Regions from separate parts of the Homo sapiens genome. Here region 1 is linked to region 2. A link is a loop called in an ENCODE intact Hi-C map of the cell type or tissue named here. Cell type or tissue: OCI-LY7. All regions are shown on one strand. Each heading gives the region's core, and the rest is flanking DNA. Links, peaks and the distances in the headings are about the cores only.

Region 1 (5,988 bases), core at 1-5,000, 160 kb before region 2:
CGTTCTTCGGGCCCTGTCCTGGCCCAGGCCTCTGCCCTCTGCCCACCCAGCGTCAGCCCCCAGAAAAAAGGCAATAAAGACGAGTCTCCATTCGTGTGACTGGTCTCTGTTCCTGTGCGGTCGCGTCCTGCCCATCCGGGGTGGCAAAGCGTCTTGCGGAGGACAGCTGGGCCTGGAAGCCCGGCTGTCGGGCACCAGCCTTAGCTTTTGCGTGGTTGAATCGGAAACACTCTTGGTTGGGGAGTTCCCAGTGCAAGGCCCTGGGGCACAGAGAGAACTGCACAGGTGCATGCTTGGATCGGGCCATGCGGGACTCCTACGATGCTCTGCTAGGCATTCTGTAGCGGGGACTTTACCCAGAGACGCGGAAGGGGAAGGAAAGCAAGAAAGGTTGCAGCGGTCGGGCGCGGTGCTCACGCCTGTAATCCCAGCACTTTGGGAGGCCAAAGCAGGAGGATCCCTTGAAGCAAGGAGTTCGAGACGAGCCTAGGCAACATAGTGAGTGAGACATCTCTCCAAAAAGTTTTTTTAATTAGCGGGGTATGGTGGGCGAGAGGATTGCTTGAGCCCAGGAGTTTGAGTTTGAGCCATAATTGGGCCACTGCACTCCAGCCTGGGCAACAGAAGGAGGCACTGTCAAAAAAAAAAAAAAAAGAAAGAAAAAGAAAAAAGAAAAGAAAGAAAGGAAAGAAAGGAAGGAAGGAAGGAAGGAAGGAAGGAAGGAAGGAAGGAAGGAAGGCAGGCAAGCTGCATAGAGCAGCAGAATCCAGCTAGGAAGGGGTGGGAGTCAATCCTGCTGAAAAGGCAGGGAATTTGAACTTCAACAATGAGTCATCCAGAATGGCTGCATCATGGGGTATAGGGTGTGGGGAGTGGAGAGGCTCAGGAAGGGACACAGTTACAGTCAGTGCAGCACAGCTCGCAAAGGCTCTCACAAATCATCGGGCTTTGCACTTTATCTTGTAGGTAACAGAGTCATGGGACATTCTTAAGCAGGGGCAGTACAAGATTTTACTGCAACTCCAGCCAAAGACACCTGTTACTGGTGTTCCCAAAATCCATATGTTGAAGTCCGTACCCGTGGCACTTCAGAATGTGGCTGTATTTGGAAATAAGGTCCTTCCAGATGCAATTAGTTAAGATGAGGTCATACTAGAGTAGGGTGGGCCTCTAATCCACTGTGACTGGCGTCCTTATAAAAAAGGGAATTGGAACACAGAAACACACACAGGGAGAACCCATGTGAACATGAAGGTAGAGATTGGCTCCTACAAGCCAAGGAACACCAAAAATTGCCAGCACCCCCACCCCCAGAAGATAGGGGAGAGGCATGCAACAGATTCTCCCTCATAGCCTTCAGAAGGAACCAACGCTCTTCACCTGACCTTGCTTGGACTTCTAGCATCCAGAACTGTGAGACAATAGGTTTCTGTTGTTTGAGCCACTCACTTTGTGGTACTTTGTTATGGCAGTCCTAGGAAACTAATATAACATCCAAAAGTAGAGACACAGGCTAGGCTCCGTGGCTCATGCCTGTAATCCCAGCACTTTGGGAGGCTGAGGCGGGCGGATCACTTGAGGTCAGGAGTTCAAGACCAGCCTGGCAAACATGGCGAAACCCCATCTCTACTAAAAATACAAAAATTAGCCGGGCATTGTAATGCACGCCTGTGATCCCAGCTACTAAGGAGGCTGAGGCGGGAGAATTGCTTGAACCCAGGAGGCAGAGGTTGCAGTGAGCTGAGGTCATGCCACTGCACTCCAGCCTGGGCAACAGAGCAAGACTCCGTCTCAAAAACAACAAGAACAAGAACAACAAGAACAACAACAACAACAAAAGTAGAGACACAGAAAAATGTGGCACTTCTTAGCAATCTAACATCCCAGATAATACCTAGCTCAGAGGGTGGGGAGAATTTAGCCTGCCCTCCTTGCCCATAGGGTTCCCACTTTCACTGCTTCAGCTGTTTTGTCGTGGGAAGCAGCCACCCTCAGCCACAGAACTCAGCTGCCTCAATTTTCTGCATAGGTAGTGAGAAAGTCCTGTGTCTAGTCTCACTTTGGTCCCTCTTGCTGCTGTACTGGTTCCATCTTGGAGAAGTTAGAGGTCAAAGTTCACATGTGCATCCTTGGAGATTTGCAAGCCATGACTCTGCCCACCTCGAAACTATCTTTTTCAGAGGTAGTTTCTCCCAAACTTGCCTCCAGCCTCTCTTCCACTTGAAGGGCAGCAGAGAGGAGGATTAAGACAGTAGGAAGAGGGAAAACAGGCAGGCAACTGCCCTTCAAGACACTTATTTTGTACCAAAGACATGCATTATGGTATTACATTCTCACGGTAACTGCATCAGGTAAGAATTATCAGCTCCATTTTACAGATGAGGAAAGTGGGCTTGGAGAGGATATCACACGATTGGTGTCTAGAGCTGGGACTCTACCTGGTGGACTCCAAAGCTCTTTTCATTCCACCATGCTGTGTCTCAGTAGGCAGAGTTCGCCAGGGTGTCTTGGGAAAACTGAGGCAGGAGGTAAGAATGGTGCTTTCTAGAGTTGGGGTTTCAAGCCTTCCCATTGTCCATTCTCTACCAGCAAACTAGCCTCTTAACCCTTGCTGTCTCACGCTGGAGCTACTGGCCTGTGGGTGCTGCGAAATATGTCAACTCCAGTAGGCGGCACTGTGAACCAGACACCAGCCCAGCGTGGACGCCGCGCGGGAAAACCCGCGAGGTGGAGCCACAAGGAGCAGCCAGGGAACCACGTGTGGAGGCGTGGCCAGCCTGGAAGAGGGCGGGTCTGTTATTCAAGCCCCGCCCATCATTTCAGGCCTCCCCTCCCGGTGGGCGTGCCCCGAATTCTCTCCCCGAGAGACACGCGTGGGCCGCTCCCCTCTGGGAGGAGGGCTGCCCAGAGGGGTGCGGGTGTCGCTAGCGGCCCCTCCCCGTGTGGGGCCACGTGGCGGGTGCGGGCCGAGCCCGAGGGGAAGAACCTGGCCCGTGGGGAGGTGGGGGGGACCGAAACGGCGCTGAGCCGAGCCGAGAGCTACGGGGTTCGGAGCAGAGGCAGCGGCAGCGGCAGCGGCAGTAAGAGGGAGGGGAGGAGGCAGGAGGGCGCATGGGGCGCCCCGGCCCCTCCGACAGCGCGCCCCCTCCGGCCCGGCCGCGCTGAAAGCTCCCCAGCGCCGCGCCTTGAACCCACGCCCCGGGGCCATGCCGGTCATGAAGGGGTTGCTGGCCCCGCAAAACACCTTCCTGGACACCATCGCCACCCGTTTTGACGGAACGCGTGAGTGGGACGGAGGTCGGGGCTTGAGGTTCGAGCTGGGGGGCAAGTATCCTCGGGGCCGTCTCGGATCTCCTGGACATGGTGAGACCCGAGGCGAGGGGAGAGAATGGAGGTGCGGGTCTAGGAACTCCCAAAGCCGCGGTGCAGGAACAGGGCGGGGAGTGCCCTGCGAGGGGAGGAGGGGAAAGGGCCGAGAGCACGGGGGCCAAGGTTAGGGGGTGTGACTCGAGGCAGAAGAGGCTCTTTGTGCGGCAGAGCGGAGGAGGGTCCTTCGGAGCCGCCCACTCTCGGGCAGAGCTGTGCTGGGGGCGTGTATGGGGGTATCCGAGACACAGAAGTGGGGCAAAGTGGCCGGGCATTCTGGGGTCTACTCACAGACTCCAGCTCCCACTACCTCCAGAAAAAAAGGAGAAAAGATCAGACTTCAGCAGGACCTAGTTTGGATTGAGGTCGCGCGCCCCCAAATCGTGGGGCGTCAGTGTCTAAGGTGGGTGAGGCAGGAGGAGGGGAGCGGTCTGTGCGACGGTGGGAACTCCCAGCTCGCCCAACGTAGCTTGGGTTTCAGGTTCAGCACCTTGGACAGCCACATCACTCCTCCCCCGCCTCTTCTCCCGCCATTCCCTCTTCCCACTCTGGAACCCAGAGATTCCCCGCCCTCACCTCCCCCAACCCCGCCATTCCCTCGGGAACCCTGGCCGGGATCTGGATGGTGGGGGAGCGGTACCCGAGGGCGGAAACTGAGCCGCCGGGCCCTACCCTCTTCCCCACCACCTTGTTTCCATAGCGCCCATCACCGGGGCAACAGGCCCTGGGATGGAAGAAGGAGGCTGTGCCCAGAGCCCAGTGCCTCCCAGGCACCTTCAGTGTCCCCATCAGCCTCCCTGCCCCCAGACAGTCATCCCTCCTAGAGCACCAGGACTGGTTGTGTCACAGGCCCCATCTCTTAGCTGAGTCTCTGTCCCTGGATGGCCCACAGGAGTCCCCCTGGCCTCCCACCCATTGGAGCTGGAGGGAGACAGCTCGGGTTCTGCTGCTGGGGGTTGCTGGAGCTATACGCTCAATGCCCTCTCCCATTAGACTTTGAGCAGTGGGGCAGATCCCCTGAAAGCAGCTACAAGAATGCTAAAAAGTGGACCTTCTCTGGAAGGCAGGGAAGGAAGACAGCACTCATCACTGTCTGCCCCCACACTAAGGAGATCTGTGAGTTTGGATAATCTCTGCCTTTTGGTTTCCTATCAATAAATGGGTGTGGTGTCATCAGAATCTCTGCCCTGCTTACTCTGTAATAGGAAGAAAGCCAAGTGAATGTGGGGAAAAAATTTCACCTTCTCAGAGTAGCACTTACCATGTGCTAGGACTTGTTCTCCCCAAGTTAACTCATGTAACTCTCACAACGACCATGTGAGGAAGGCCTATTATGCCCTACTTTGCAAATAAGGAAAGCTTAGGCACAGAAGAGGTCATCAACTTGCCCAAGGTCACACAGTTAGTAAGTGGCAGTGGAGGGTTGCAGGAGCCCAGGCTCTTACTCACCATGCTATACTGCCTTCTACAGTGACAGCTCACCAGTTGGAAGGCAGGGGGATGGATGGCATGACCTCCTGGGGTCCTTCTCCAACTCCCCGTTAGACCCTGCTTAAGTCCTGTCTCAAGTCCTTGTCTCTTTGCTCCAACTTCTCCAATTCTCAATTCAGAATATCCCAAAGTGGGGTCAGGAGCAACATGGAAACCTGGGAAGCTTCTGGCTCTGTGACTTCTAACCCCAACTTAGAGGAAGTGCTGCCCACCTGGAAGCTAGCTCGCCTCCCAGCCTTGACCTGACCTTGACCTCTTCTTCCCACAGACAGCAACTTCCTGCTGGCCAACGCACAGGGCACACGGGGCTTTCCCATCGTCTACTGCTCCGACGGCTTCTGCGAGCTCACAGGCTACGGTCGCACCGAGGTCATGCAGAAGACCTGCAGCTGCCGTTTCCTCTACGGCCCAGAGACCAGTGAGCCAGCCCTGCAGCGTCTGCACAAAGCCCTGGAGGGCCACCAGGAGCACCGGGCTGAAATCTGCTTCTACCGCAAGGATGGTGAGGGGGCTCACCCCACCCTGCAGCTCTGCCTAGACCCCTAGCCTTATCCAGAGGGCACTGGGCACAGTAGGAGTCTGAGTGCTTGTCCCCACACTGCCAAAAGCTGACTGTGACGGAGCGTATCCCTGACCTCTCTGGTCCTGGGTTCCCCCATTTGAAAGATGAAGGAATCGGCTGACAGAATCTCTGAGGTTCCTTTTGGTTCTTGCTTTGCCAAGCTCTTAACTATGTCTAGGAGGATGAGAGGGATGAGGAGAAAGGCATGCCATGGGGCTGCCCATGCTCCTCCCTTCCCTCTCTCCATGCCTACAGGCTCAGCCTTTTGGTGCCTCCTGGACATGATGCCCATCAAGAATGAGATGGGGGAGGTCGTGCTGTTCCTCTTTTCCTTCAAGGATATCACTCAGAGTGGAAGCCCAGGACTTGGCCCCCAAGGAGGCCGCGGGGACAGTAATCACGGTAACAGCAAGTCCGGACGGGCAGTGTGAATGGTCAGAAGCCTTCGCCTAACCAGCCGCAAGGGATGTGCCCCAACGTATCTCTGCACCTTTCTTCCCAACAGAAAACTCCCTTGGTAGAAGGGGAGCCACCTGGAAATTTCGGTCTGCCAGAAGACGGAGCCGTAC
Region 2 (6,980 bases), core at 1,866-6,865:
TCCCTGGCTCTCAAGCGATTCTCCTGCCTCAGCCTCCCAAGTAGTTGGAACTATAGGCATGTGCCACCATGCCTGGCTAATTTTTGTATTTTTAGTACAGATGGTGTTTCGCTGTGTCACCCAGTCTGGTCTCGAAGTCCTGGACTCAAGTGATCTGCTAACCTTGGCCTCCCAAAGTGTTGGGATCACAGGCGTGAGCCACTGCGTCTGGCCCATACCACTGTGTTTTTTTTGTTTGTTTGTTTGTTTTTGAGATGGCGTTTCACTCTGTCGCCCAGGCTGGAGTGCAGTGGTGTGATCTCAGTTCACTGTAACCTCCACCTTGCAGGTTCAAGCGATTCTCCTGCCTCAGCCTCCCGAGTAGCTGGGATTATAGGCATGTGCCACCACGCCTAATTCTGTATTTTTAGTAGAGATAGGGTTTCACCATGTTGGCCAGGCCAGTCTCGAACTCCTGACCTTAGGTGATCCACCTGCCTCGGCCTCCCAAAGTGCTCGGATTACAGACATGAGCCACCGTATCCAGCCCGCACCATTGTTTTTTAAAAATCTGCTCTCCTGTTGGTGGACATGTGGGTAGTTTCAGTTTTATGATATTATGAATAGTGTTCTCTGAACATTCTAGTACATCTTTTTTGGTGATCTCTGTTTAAGTTAGCAAATAAGGATATGAGGGCTGTGAGGGCTTTCTGAGACCACTGTGTCCAACTTAATGATTTCAGATGGGGAAACTGAGGCCCAAGTCTGCCCAGTGAGTTGGTAGAAAAGTGGGGCCTGGAATTCAGTGCTGGTCATCCACCAGGGGCCCTCCAGGCCACCTCCATGGTCAGAGCTGAAGATCGTGGTCTGCAGCGTCATCTTGGGTCTCACACTCTTCCATCTCTGCAGCAGTTCCTGCAGCCCCTCCTCTTGGGCCTCCACTCCAGCCACCACCAACTCCAGACCCTACATGCAGGGAGCCAGCCCACTCAGAGCTCTTGGATGCTGCCTCCTCATCCTCTTCTTCCTCCTGCCCACCTTGCTCCCCAGAGCCTGGGAGAGAGGCACCGGGGCCTGAGCCAGCGGCAGCTGCCGTGGGAAGCAGCATGAGTGGGGAAGGCAGGAGTGAGAAGGGGCACCTCTACTGCCCCACGTGTAAGGTGACAGTGAACTCGGCCTCCCAGCTTCAGGCTCACAACACAGGTCAGTAGTCCCAGGAGCTGGAGCCCAGGGAAAGGGTGGGACAGAAGCTAAGCCTCGCCAGATGAGGGCAGGCTTGAGTTCCTGGGTGCTTCGCTCAAGGGTTGGATGGCGGAGGCTTTGTGCTTGTGTGTTACTGAACGGACGTTTCTGGGTCCTCCCATTACTCCTTGGGGAAGGAGAATTGGGAAGAGAAGTCTGAGGCAGCAAGAACTGAAGGTCGCTAAATCTCTGAAGGGTCACTCCACAGGAGACAGGAGACATCTGCCTCTCTCCTTAGATTACACCCAGAAGGAAAGGACTGAGATCAAAGCAAAGGGGAAGGCAGCTATTTGTAGTGCAGAAAGGCCTTTCATAGGAGGGGCTGGCATGAAAGGACAGAAGCTGGGAGGGGAAACCACGTGTGGCTGGAGGGCGATGTGTGCACAGAGCAGCCGTGAGGCTTACAGGGAGAGCCAAATTGCATGAGTGTGGAGGGGGTCTCTGTGGCCCCTGCAACCCCTTCCTGCTGCTGAGAGACTGCCTTCTTCCCTCTCCAGGAGCCAAGCACCGGTGGATGATGGAAGGTCAGCGAGGGGCTCCCCGGAGGAGCCGGGGCCGCCCGGTGTCCAGGGGAGGTGCCGGACACAAAGCCAAGAGAGTCACAGGGGGCCGGGGCGGCCGGCAGGGGCCCAGCCCTGCCTTCCACTGTGCTCTCTGTCAGCTCCAGGTCAATTCAGAGACCCAACTGAAGCAGGTGGGAGAAGTGAGGCTGTGACTGGGGTTGGAGCCAGGGGAGGGGGTTGGGGGGCAGGGCAGCAGAGGGAGGGACCCTGAAGAGAGCAGGCAGGGCACAGCAGAGCAGGCTGGAGAAGCGAGGCCAGCAGGCCAGTGGGCCAATTAAGGGCAAAGGCCAAGACTCACCTCCCCTTCCCAGGGCCTACCCCAGGGTGAGGACCCAGTCTGTGTGCTTTGGATGTATGAGCTGTGGATAGAGGAAGGGGAAGAGTCGAGGATGATGGTCTTGGGGTCCTTGGGCTTTGTCATCTTGTTCCCAGTCTGTCTGTCTGTCCATTAGCACATGAGCAGCAGGAGGCACAAAGACCGCCTGGCCGGGAAGACCCCCAAGCCCTCCAGCCAGCACAGCAAGCTGCAGAAGCACGCAGCGCTGGCTGTGAGTATCCTCAAGGTATCTGTCTCCAGGCAACAGAGCTGGGACTGGGTCAGGAGGGGAGAGGGTGGGCTGGGAGGGCCAGATGGGGGGGCTGCGGTGGGGCAGGAAAAGAGGCCACCCTGCAATGAGGCTGCTGGGCAGTGACAGAGCTAGGCCTGGGAACTGGGATCTGCGCAGAGGAATTTCCGGGGAGGTGGGTTGGGATAGTCATCTTAGGGGCAAGAGTGAGGGGTGGGCGTGCATCTCCTAGAGACCATCTCTATCCCGTAAATCCTCCTCCCTTCTCCCATGCTGAGACTTTCCTCCCTCTGGACAGGAAGACAGGTGGTGGAGAAAGCCCTTCGGAATGAATGTTTGGGGGTGGGAAGGGAGGAGGATTTAGGTTTGGAACTCTAAAAGGCACGCTTTCCCTGCAGCAAAAAGCTTGAGGATGGGCCCCAGGGAGGGGGTGGGGTTTTCTGGGGTGGAGACTGTGTCCATTCCTTTCTTTTCCGTGTAGTCTAAACTGGCCTTGCAGAAGCAACTCACCAAGACGTTGGCAGCCCGCTTCCTGCCCAGCCCGCTCCCCACCGCAGCCACTGCCATCTGTGCTCTGCCAGGGCCCCTGGCCCTCCGCCCTGCCCCTACAGCAGCCACTACCCTCTTCCCGGCTCCCATCCTGGGCCCAGCTCTGTTTCGCACCCCAGCAGGAGCTGTCCGCCCTGCCACAGGACCTATCGTCCTTGCCCCTTATTAGCCCTCATGGGGAGGCCAGAGCTGATTTCCCAATAGCCACTCCTTGTCTCCTCCTGTCCTGAGACACCTTGGTTTCCTACATGCCACAGGGACTGTGAACAGCTTCAGGGGTCCTGCCCGATCCAGAAAGAGCTGGGCTAGTTTTAAGGGCAGCTGCCTTCCAAGGACTGTCCCCACCCTCCTTTCGCAGGCCTTCCAGGGTTAATCCTAGGCTTGCCTGCATTTCCCACCCTGACAGACCCCAAAGATCTATGCAAAATCTCAGCCCCAGCCATGTGGTGCTCTCACTTTCCTCCACCCAAGACCCACATGGCCAGACTCTAGGAATCTTAGCTTCTACAAGCCATCCTCTCCTAGCCAGGGGACGACTCTCTGACCTCTATTCCTAGGCTTTGGGGCTTCACTGGAGATAGGGATGGGGTCTCTAGCTGCAGCAGGCTCAAGGCTGTCAGGACAAGGTGACCATGGGAGTGTGACAGAGGACCATGGAGGAGAAAGGGGGACCCAAAAGTCCTTCGATCAGCAGTGCTAAGGTGGGGCAGAGCCAAGGAGGTAGTGGGGCTGGTTCTGAAAGCTTTTGGGGGCTTCATCTGCTCTGAAGGGGTGGGACTAAGAGAGGAGGTGATGTTCTGGTTGGGCCCAGGGTTTTGTTTTAATCTTAAGTCTTCTGGGCATTCATGGGCCCAGTCTTTTTTTCTGTCTGAGAGTATCATTCTGTTGCCCAGGTTAGAGTGCAGTGGTGCAATCTTGGCTCACTGCATGCAGCCTCTGCCTCCCTGGTTCAAGTGATACTTGCTGATAAGCCCAGTCTTAATATTGAGGGAGTAACTCATCCCTCAGAAGCTCTTCTTCTTAGCCTTTCTCTGACTTCCTGAACCCCAACTCTTGGAGGGCGGGTGTGGGTCTCCCTCAGACTATGGACTCAGCTAACACCGAACCCCCCGCAGAGCTCCCAAAGGAAGAGCTTTCCCCTACAGCTTCCCACTCCAAACTGGTCCTAGCACTAAATTCAGCTTTCCCTTCTCCCAACCAGCCCCTGCCACTGTGAAGCTGAGTGTTGGGAGGCAGTCTCACATGCACTGGCAAGACCCATTTTCATGCTGTCAATGTCAATGTCACAAACTCCTTTCCACTGCAGCACTGCCCCCTCCCCACCCCACAATATGGGACCCTGCCAGTATCCCCCTGTATCTTTTTTTTGTTTTTTAAAGACATTTCCAATGGGAGAACCAGAAAAAGGGGGAGGGGAGGGAAACTTTTTGATAACAATTGTGGTTTTATTGTGTCCAACCAATGCATCAATAAATGAACTTGAAGCCCAAGCCTGTGTGTGTCCTAATTCCACTCACCCAGCCCCGGGCACCTGCCCCACTCACCTCTGGCTTTGAGAAGGGGCGTGTGTCGGTGGTTGCCTGGCTGCAGTGTCTCACCTAGGCTAGGTGTGCACCTTAGAAGCACAAAGCGGGCACAGTTGTGGGTAATAAGCTTACTCTGCAGGCCGCTGGGTGTGTGCCCACCCTCCTGAGCCCCGAAAGAGGACCTGTCAGCTCCTGAGAGGCTGCTACGGGTTTGCCTTGTTCTGTTCAGGCATCTGAGGTAAGAAGGAGGGGCCAGAGGAGCACCTTGTCCAGCCTTCACCATGAGAGCGGGCATATAAATATAAATACAGGTAACTTATAAATAGAAGTCCAGCTCTGAGCTGAAAACCACAGGCAGGATAAAGAGCAGCCTCCAAGAGCGAGGCTGGCGGGCTGGGCACTGAGCGGCCACTCTGGTGACTGACAGCAGGTAGTGCACTCCTGCCCCCTGGTGGCTGGAGGGAGCGGCAGATCCCAGCCTCCAGGGCTGGTTGGCATAGCACCTTAAAGAGGGAGAAGCCATTGGCTTTACGAAATCAAGAGAACTGGAAAGGATCTAGGAGATCATCTAAGCAACTCTGGTCATCTTACAGATGAGAAACTGATGCCCAGAGAGGGGAAAGGTCTTGCTGGGTCACAAAGTGGGCTGGTGACTCATAGCCCAGTTATTCTATTCCATCTCAACCAGTGAGGCCCATCTGCTCCCTGAGCAGGAAGAGGAAGTAAAACAATTGGTAGGGGTGGGGAATTTTTTTTTTTTTTCTTCGAGATGGAGTCTTGCTCTGTTGACCAGGCTGGAGTGCAGTGGCACGATCTCGGCTCACTGCAGCCTCCGCCTTCTGAGTTCAAGCAATTCTCCTGCCTCAGCCTCCCCGGGTAGCTGGGATTACAGGCATGTGCCACTACGCCCGGCTAACTTTTGTATTTTTGGCAGAGATGGGGTTTCACAATGTTGGCCAGGCTGGTCGTGAACTCCTGACCTCAAGTAATCGACCCGCCTTGGCCTCCCAAAGTGCTGGGATTACAGGGGTGAGCCACTGAGCCCAGCCAGGGGTGGGGGATTTAAAACAGAAAACTACACTCCCAGGAGGCCAACTTCTTCCAGCCAAGAAAAGGACAGGAGAAAGGTCAGGGTGAGGGATGAGGAGACGCCTAATGCCAGTATAGGAGCATATTTGTGTGTGCACAACTAAATGCATACACACAATACCTGGACACCCTTTTTCTGGAGTCCAGGCTGGTGCCATAAGTGTGTGTGTGTCGCTGATGGGAAGCCCAGAGGGTGGGGCCCCTACCTATAATAGGAACTCAGACCCAAGAAGGGACACTGCTGCGTGGTGACTCTGCTTCCTGTCTGGGGCAGCTGGAAGGGACAGTGACCCACAACTGCCCCAGGAGACAGTGGAGCAGATCCTCTAAAAGCTGGGATGGGGAGTAGGCTGGGAGGGCTGAGGAAGGGGATGTCAACCAAGAGTATTTGCACTTCCCAGAGGTGAGAGGGAGCAAAGTGGCTGGGGCGTGGCCTGGCGGGGAGCTCCCTGGCTGACTGGGAAAGACAGCTTGTCCTCTACTTTGCCCTCAACACATCTACCAGAGCCCCAGACACTGAAATGGGGCTGGGATCGTGAAAGAGGAACGGCAGCTCTTCAGCCATCCAAGGAGCCGCTGCCCTTGTTCTTCCGGCTGAGGGGGAAGGCAGACTTGCTCTGGGGTTGCGTCATCTTGCTGGCCAAGTAGACAAAGGGCTCCAGGAGGGAGCGCCGGTCCGCCACTGACACCTCCCACAGCTTCACCTTCTCTGACTTGGCCCAGTGCTGAGCCACATCTGGGTCTACACGCCGCTGCTCCTGTAAGTCACACTTGTTGCCAAGGACCACGATGGTGACCTGGGGAAGAGGGACAGAGCATAGGCCTGTGAATGTACCATAGAACCAGGAATGGACATGGGGGCTGGCAACCACCTAGGAGTTCTATGAGAGGAAAGCTCAATGGCTGATATCTCATCTCTTTCTAGATTCCATACCACTCATTGTGGGGAAGGAGATGGTTGCTTTTTTTCTCTTTCCTCTGTTCAAATTCTGGCCTCCATCTAGCCCTCCTTTTAGGAGTTCTATCACCAGCTCTGTATTGCCCATACATGCTCATTATTAGCAGTCAGTTTCTGGCTCAACAACAGGTGAGGAAGCACTCCCAGAACCCTGCAGCTTACTGTGGGATTCTGGAGAACAGAAGGGCCTTCGTGGCCAGATGCAGTGGCTTACGCCTGTAATCCCAACACTTTGGGAGGCTGAGGCAGGTGGACTGCTTGAGTCCAGGAGTTTGAGACCAGCCTGAGCAACATGACAAAACCCCATCTCTACTAAAAATACAAAACTTAGCCAGGTGTGGTGGCATGCACCTGTAGTCTTAGCAGGGGGCTGAGGCAGGAGGACCACCTAAGCCTTGGGAGGTTGAGGCTGCAGTGAGCTGTGATCATGCCACTGCACTCCAGCCTGGGTGGCAGAGTGAGACCCTGTCTCAAACAAACAAACAAACAAACAAACAAAAGAAGGGCT

What was found. A loop is a pair of places that touch in the nucleus more often than their neighbours do. Peaks named below come from ENCODE experiments on the same cell type or tissue, not always from the same donor. Only the 100,000 strongest peaks of a DNase experiment are listed, where the experiment ranks them.
Region 1: it touches region 2 in a loop (8-fold over the local background); 8 of 110 quality-filtered maps call a loop at or near these places.

The regions. Positions count from the first base shown.
Region 1 is chr17:42,178,164-42,184,151 of GRCh38, reverse strand. It overlaps KCNH4 (potassium voltage-gated channel subfamily H member 4), which reads left to right and starts at 3,010. Exons shown (of 17, transcript NM_012285.3): 1 at 3,010-3,282; 2 at 5,126-5,359; 3 at 5,675-5,821; 4 at 5,925-5,988. The coding sequence starts at 3,207. HCRT (hypocretin neuropeptide precursor) reads left to right here. Exons shown (of 2, transcript NM_001524.1): 2 at 1-92. RefSeq lists enhancers at 427-486, 4,050-4,617, 5,268-5,769 and silencers at 2,579-2,854, 2,861-3,100. In OCI-LY7, for the core only: CTCF peaks have their summits at 2,443 and 2,642 (motif pointing right); a DNase peak (open chromatin) is centred at 2,711; H3K4me3 peaks cover 1,308 bases.
Region 2 is chr17:42,022,985-42,029,964 of GRCh38, reverse strand. NKIRAS2 (NFKB inhibitor interacting Ras like 2) reads right to left here. Exons shown (of 4, transcript NM_017595.6): 4 at 4,324-6,311. The coding sequence ends at 6,072. It overlaps ZNF385C (zinc finger protein 385C), which reads left to right. Exons shown (of 9, transcript NM_001392013.1): 6 at 892-1,182; 7 at 1,719-1,915; 8 at 2,237-2,347; 9 at 2,832-4,389. The coding sequence ends at 3,068. Among named protein-coding and RNA genes, the nearest start is that of NKIRAS2, 6.4 kb to the right of the region's middle. RefSeq lists enhancers at 420-1,208, 4,979-5,028. In OCI-LY7, for the core only: CTCF peaks have their summits at 4,691 and 4,894 (motif pointing left); a DNase peak (open chromatin) is centred at 4,874; H3K4me3 peaks cover 442 bases; H3K27ac peaks cover 1,079 bases.